Linked DNA regions of Homo sapiens: region 1 is linked to region 2. The links are chromatin contacts, found by Hi-C or POLR2A ChIA-PET in ENCODE. All regions are on one chromosome and are shown on one strand. Each heading gives the region's core, a stretch centred on a gene start or an enhancer-like site at or near the end of the contact. The rest is flanking DNA. Distances are from core to core; before and after follow the strand shown. Region 1 holds the start of CRYL1 (crystallin lambda 1). Region 2 holds the start of LATS2 (large tumor suppressor kinase 2).

Region 1 (2,815 bases), core at 202-2,701, 540 kb after region 2:
AGAGATGCGGGGGGGGGGGTTCTCACTATCTCGCACAGGCTGGTCTCAAACTCCTGGCTTCAAGCAATCCTCCTGCCTCAGCCTACTGAGTAGCTGAGACTACAGGCGGCACCAGCCTGGATAAGTTTTTTAATTTTTTGGTAGAGACAGGGGTCTCGCTTTGTTGCCCAGGCTGGTCTTGAACTCCTGGCCTCAAGCTATTATTTACTACTCAGCTTCCCAAAGCGCTGGGATTTCAGGCATGACTTTGCAGGGAGCAGCAAACAAGCCAGTCTGCTGCCCCCATAGCCTCCGGTAGTGAGCAGTCACAGGATGCTCACTCCCTGGGTGCCTTGATTATTATATTGGCTGCCTGTGTAACTGACTACAGAAACTGCTCCATCAGAAGATGGAAGCTTTGGAGCCTTGTATTCTCAGCCAGAGCAGGCGCGGTTGCTCAGGCTAGCGGCTGTCTCAACAATGTACTGTAACATTCCCTCCAAAAAGTCCTCAACATTTAAGCTTGCCTTCTACTGTGTGTAAGTTGCATGTCCGAAACACTCCATTACGGATATGGGAATATAATCAATCCATGTGACTTAGCCAATCTGATGAGTGAGAGATGACTTATCTTCCTTGTGTTACTTTTCATTTCTCTTGAGGTTGAATACTTTACAAATATTTATCGATAATTTGTGAAACTGTTCTTTAAAAAACAAAACAAAACAAAAAAACCTAACCCCTCCCCTGAGATTTCTCTTTCCACGTTCCTGACTCAGGGGAAACAAAGGAAGACTTCCTTTTATCATCTCAGTGTTGGCTGCGGTTCCAGCTTGAGTACTGTCTCCTCTGTCTAATGACTGTGTCATTTCCCGTTCAGCTTGTGCTGTGTGGACGCACACCACTGTCAGGCAATGTGTGATGCCCCTTCCTCTTGGTCTGTTCCGGGCTCCAAGAAGGCCAGGAGTCAGGGCACGAGGGCATTTCCTTTTTCTGATACATAAACCGAGTGCAGAGTGTGCTCCGTGGAGGAATTCAGACGTGTCCTTCCGTAGCGCAGATGAACGCATCAGGTGTTCTCTTTCACTGCTGTCGCAGTCCCTGCGCCCAGTTCGCAGTTGGCGGCAGCGGCAGGCGTCTTTCAGAGACGAATTAGCAAAGGGGACATTCTCTGACAGTTTCTCTAGGGTGCTTTAGCGCTAGAGCCCGTGCCAGCCTGCCCGTGTCCCCTCCTATAGACACGGACTTCACGGTGAATGCTGACAGTCACAAGCGCGTGGTCTTCCCGCTTTCCACCCCCCGACGTGCCCCCGCGCTGGTCCTGCCCCTGCCCACGAGGGTCGGCGCGCCGTGTGTCTCCCGGTGTCTCGGGCCCGCGGCGCGCACCCCACTCAGGGACCAAGCGGCCCTCCCCGCCCTCCCGGTCCGCGCGCGCAGCCAATGGGCGCGGGACCCGCCCTCCCCGGAGCCCAGAGCTCGCAGCTCCGCCGGCGCCTGGTCCCAGCGCCCGCGGCGCCGCGTCCCCGGCCCAACCATGGCGTCCTCCGCGGCCGGCTGCGTGGTGATCGTTGGCAGGTAAAGGGCTCCGAGCCGCGCTGCTGCCCCTGGAGCCCGGGGAGACGCCGGGGACGTGGTGCCCTCGCGTGGGGCCCTCGGGGTGGGCGCCGGGTCGCTGTCCCCGCCCCGGCCTCCGGTCCTCCGAAGCCCTGCGCCCTGCGGCCCCTACGGCGCTGGCGGGCTCGGGGAGAGGCGCGGCTGGAGGGGCTTGGCAGGTGGAGGCGCCCCGCGGAGTTGGGTCTGCTTCCCGGGAGCCAGCGTTGCAGGAGGTTCCGAGGTTGACCGCCCAGGCCGCGGGGCCTGCGGTTCCTGGACTCTGTTGAATGTCGCCGCGTCTGCCCGCAGGTCCACATAGAAGTGCCAGGCACCGTGTTGAATGAAACGAATTCTGGCTGCGATCCTGCGACGACTGTGTTCTCATCCCCATTTTACGAATGAGAATACTGAGACTAAGCAGTTTACCTAAGGTCACAGGCGTTTAGTGACGGAGACAGGACTAGCCCAGCAGGGAGGGTGCCAGCGCAGTCCTGTCGGCGACGATGTCGCTGGAGGCCGCAGCAGGTGTTAGGCGAACATACACGCAGTCCTAATTCCTGGGCGAGGCGATGTTTCCAGAGGGGAGGTGGGGGCCGATGGAGCCCAGAGAGTTTGCTAAGTGTGTCCATTTAACAGCTTAAATTCTGCCCAAACTGATTTTTAGTGTGTGCTTCCCCCACCCCGCCCCCCACCCCTACGGTTACAATCCTTGCTATTTTTGTTTTTTAAAAAGGGGCATTTGTATGTACCTTTCTTTGGCCAGCTGTTAGCAGCAATCTATAAACATGTTAATACTTGCTATTGATAGTTAAAAGCACCTTTTTGGTGACTGCTGTTGAGGTGTTGGCCTGCCCCCGACTCCGCCCCCCATCAGTGTACAACCCGGTGTGGAGACCACTTCCAATGTCAGGGTGTTTCCTTCCCACTGAAGGAAGGCATCAGATTCCTTGTTGTCAGCTTTCTTTTCTCCAGAGCAGTGGAGTTAACTGTGCCTTTGTTCTTTCTGGCCCATGAGTGCCCGTGGTTGAATAGTGAAGGCATATTAAAAAGTGCACTTTGGGCCGCGCGCGGTGGCTCACCCCTGTAATCCCAGCACGTTGGGAGGCCGAGGCAGGCGGATCATCTGAGGTCGGGAGTTCGAGACCAGCCTGACCAATATGGAGAAACTCCGTCTCTACTAAAAATACAAAATTAGCCGGGCGTAGTGGCACATGCCTGTAGTCCCAGCTACTCGGGAGGCTGA
Region 2 (2,921 bases), core at 278-2,777:
CTAAGAAAAAAAGGAAAAAATGTGGAAAAGTACATAGGTAATGCCAGTAGGGCTCAATTGCAGAATATTGGCTGGAGACTTATTTTGCTCCCAGTACTGTGCAAGATATCTGGGTAGCATACAGGATACTATCGAAAAATTAAATTGAATTCTAAGCTGCACGATGATGGTTTCTTTTTTTTTTTTTTGCACACTTCTGCTGGCAGGAAGGGATTACGGTTTGATTATCAGAGCCCAAAGAAGAGAGAAAACAGAGATCTGAGAAGATTCCCTGGAAGAGCTGAGGCCTTAAGAGATTGAAAGAGAGGGAGGGGAGGAGGATGAACCAGGGACTGAAGGCTGGGTGAGACTGTCAAAATAGTGCACAGATAATGACCTTTACTACTGTTTCCCATGAGAGTAAAATTTAAAAATTTCACAAGAGTTTGTCAATTAAAGAGGAAATCGAGTTGACTTTAAACACTATATTGACCCTCAGCATCACTTGCCACAGATATAGGTGGTAGGAAGTATGATGTTAGGAGAGCCAGAAGTAGACTGAGGATTTGGCTTCCAGTCTATTATTTCTACTGTGAATCTTTGCACCATCCCTGCTTCTGTCCCTGTACCAGATCCACAGTCCTCAAATGGATAGTGAAGCTGTTCAAAACCCACGACCTCACTTGCTGGTATATACGGTACTATACTATTCCCTACACCATAAAATACTTCTCAGAAAGAAAATATACATGGGGAGGGGAGGTTGATTAAATTAAATCAGGTTAAATTTGGGTGTGCATCAGACGTTCTTTTTTTTTTTTTTTTGAGACGGAGTTTTGCTCTTCTTGCCTAGGCTGGAGTGCAATGATGCGATCTCAGGTCACCGCAACCTCCGCCTCCCGGGTTCCAGTGATTCTCTTGCCTCAGCCTCCCGAAGAGCTGGGATTACAGGCATGAGCCACCACGCCTGGCTAATTTTGTATTTTTAATAGAGACGGGGGTTTCTCCAAGTTGGTCAGGCTGGTCTCGAACTCCCGACCTCAGGTGATCCACCCGCCTAGACCTCTCAAAGTGCTGGGATTACAGGCGTGAGCCACCGCTTCTGGCAAACGTCCTTCTTAATTGTTTGATTCCACTGTCCCAATAGCCGTCTGTCCTTTTCTGCCCCTATTTTTAGTGTCCAGCCACTAGTTGGTAACTTGGTGGCTCCTTCAGGCCTGCTAACTTTTTTTTTTCTTTCACCAAGACTGGTATGAGATACTTAAGAATAGTGGCTTTAACGACAGTTACCAACTTTTAATACAAATGCAGTCGAGAGGGCAAATACTCAAGTTTGGGGGCAGATAGCAGCCAGTCAAATAGGTCCGAGAGGCCCTGGCGAGCTACCGCAGGCCAGCAGGGAGGCCGTGGGCAGGTGGCGGTCGAGGCCGGAGGCAGGAAGCACGGCCGGGCGGGGCTGGGCGGAGCGGCCGCGGAGGAGCAGGGGCCGCAGGCGCCCCGCCCGGACTGGTATGCGGCCGAGAGTGACGCGGGAGGCGGGGTCACGTGACGCCCGTGGAATGCCAACAATGTAGCGAATGTCCCACTTGGGTCTGCGCTTTGGAACCGCGGCGTGAGCGCCCCGGGAAGATGGAGCAGTCGCCGTCCACGCCACCGCCGCCGCCCGGGGCTCCCCCGTCCCTGCGGGGCCAGCAGCAGCTCCAGCCACCAGTGCCCGGTCTCCCGGCGCGAGAGGCCCGGGAGCCGCCGGCCAGGACGCCCCCGAGGGTGTAGACCGCGCCCCTGGAGGTGAGGGGGCTGGGAGCTGGGGTCGGGGCGGCAGCTCGGAGGGTGGCGAGAGTTTCCGCGAAGCGGTCGAGCCCTGCGGCTCCGCGCACCTACTGTGGTGCCGAGGCTCCGGGAAGGGCGCCCGGCGGGGCGGCCGAGGAAGTTTGTCCGGACGGAGCCCTGCGCCCTGCCCCCACGGTCCGCGCCCGCCCGGAGCCGCCCCCGCCCGGCGGCTCGTAGTCCAGGCCGTACGGAGCCCGCGGAGCCGGTTCCAGAGGAGCCGGGGAAGTTGGAGGCCGGCGTCGGGCGGGGGCAGCGGGGCTGCGCCGCTTTGTTGTGCGGCGACCGGGGCGGCCGGGATCCCGGCGGGGCAGGGGCGGCGCGGGCCGGGGGCGGTGTCCTAGACCCGAAAGGCCGTAGCGCCGGGCGCGCCTCTGCTTCCGCTGTCTCCGGGGGATCGGCTTTTCACTAGACGCCCGGCCGGGCGCCCCTGACAGCCTCGGGACCCCCGGTCCGGCGGCGCAGCGGTCCCACGGATCCGGGGCCATCCTCCCGGCCGCGCCATCGTCCCACGGGCCAATCAGTCCTTCAGAGCCCGCCCTGTTGGCCCCCGCCGGCCGCCCCGTCGTCCCGCGAGCCGACGGACCCACGGCGGTGCCGCAGTCGAGGCCGCGCCGCCCCTCAGCCCCCGGTGGCTGCGCCGCCTCACCCACTGCCGCGCGGTTCCCACCCCGTTCCCCGCGGCCGCGCCGCCGGCTCACGGGCCAGTCAGCCCCTCAGAGGCCACCGGACCCTGGGGGCGCCGTTCCTCCCGGGCTGCGGGCGGCCAGGCCCTGCTCGGCGTCTCCCGGCCGGCTGCCGCGCCAACTCTGCGAGTTTGCTCACGGTCTTGGCGGGACGCGGCCCGAGGCGCAGGAGCGCTTTCGTGGCCACGCGAACGGCGGCCGTTGCATAACACGCCATTCCCGTGCCCTAGTTTAGCGACGTGTGGGGGGTTTGGCTTTCTCTTCTGATGTAAGCTCACCTGCGCTTAGCTCCCCAGCCGGACTCTGGAGATGGGGATTCTGACATCATTCACATCTTGCCATCACATCCTTCAGCCCAACTCCAGAACTTCTGGGGAGCTTTCCCTCGGGGATGGAGTGCGGCCTGGAGCAAACCCGTTTGTGAAATGC

The links. A loop is a pair of places that touch in the nucleus more often than their neighbours do. ChIA-PET counts read pairs that join two places held with the same protein, here RNA polymerase II (POLR2A). Pooled maps may share reads with other maps.
Region 1: a loop to region 2 is called in a pooled map, with 4 times the contacts of the local background. The contact joins the promoter of CRYL1 here to the promoter of LATS2 in region 2. A Hi-C loop is called at or near these places in 1 of 37 single-sample maps with no recorded cell type and 5 of 50 pooled maps. POLR2A ChIA-PET finds 5 or more read pairs at or near these places in 1 of 52 experiments (WTC11).

The regions. Positions count from the first base shown.
Region 1 is chr13:20,524,493-20,527,307 of GRCh38, reverse strand. CRYL1 (crystallin lambda 1) reads left to right here and starts at 1,451. Exons shown (of 8, transcript NM_015974.3): 1 at 1,451-1,554. The coding sequence starts at 1,514. RefSeq lists an enhancer at 936-1,045 and a silencer at 1,226-1,775.
Region 2 is chr13:21,060,192-21,063,112 of GRCh38, reverse strand. It overlaps LATS2 (large tumor suppressor kinase 2), which reads left to right and starts at 1,527. Exons shown (of 8, transcript NM_014572.3): 1 at 1,527-1,767. RefSeq lists silencers at 1,313-2,112, 2,253-2,662 and an enhancer at 2,168-2,921.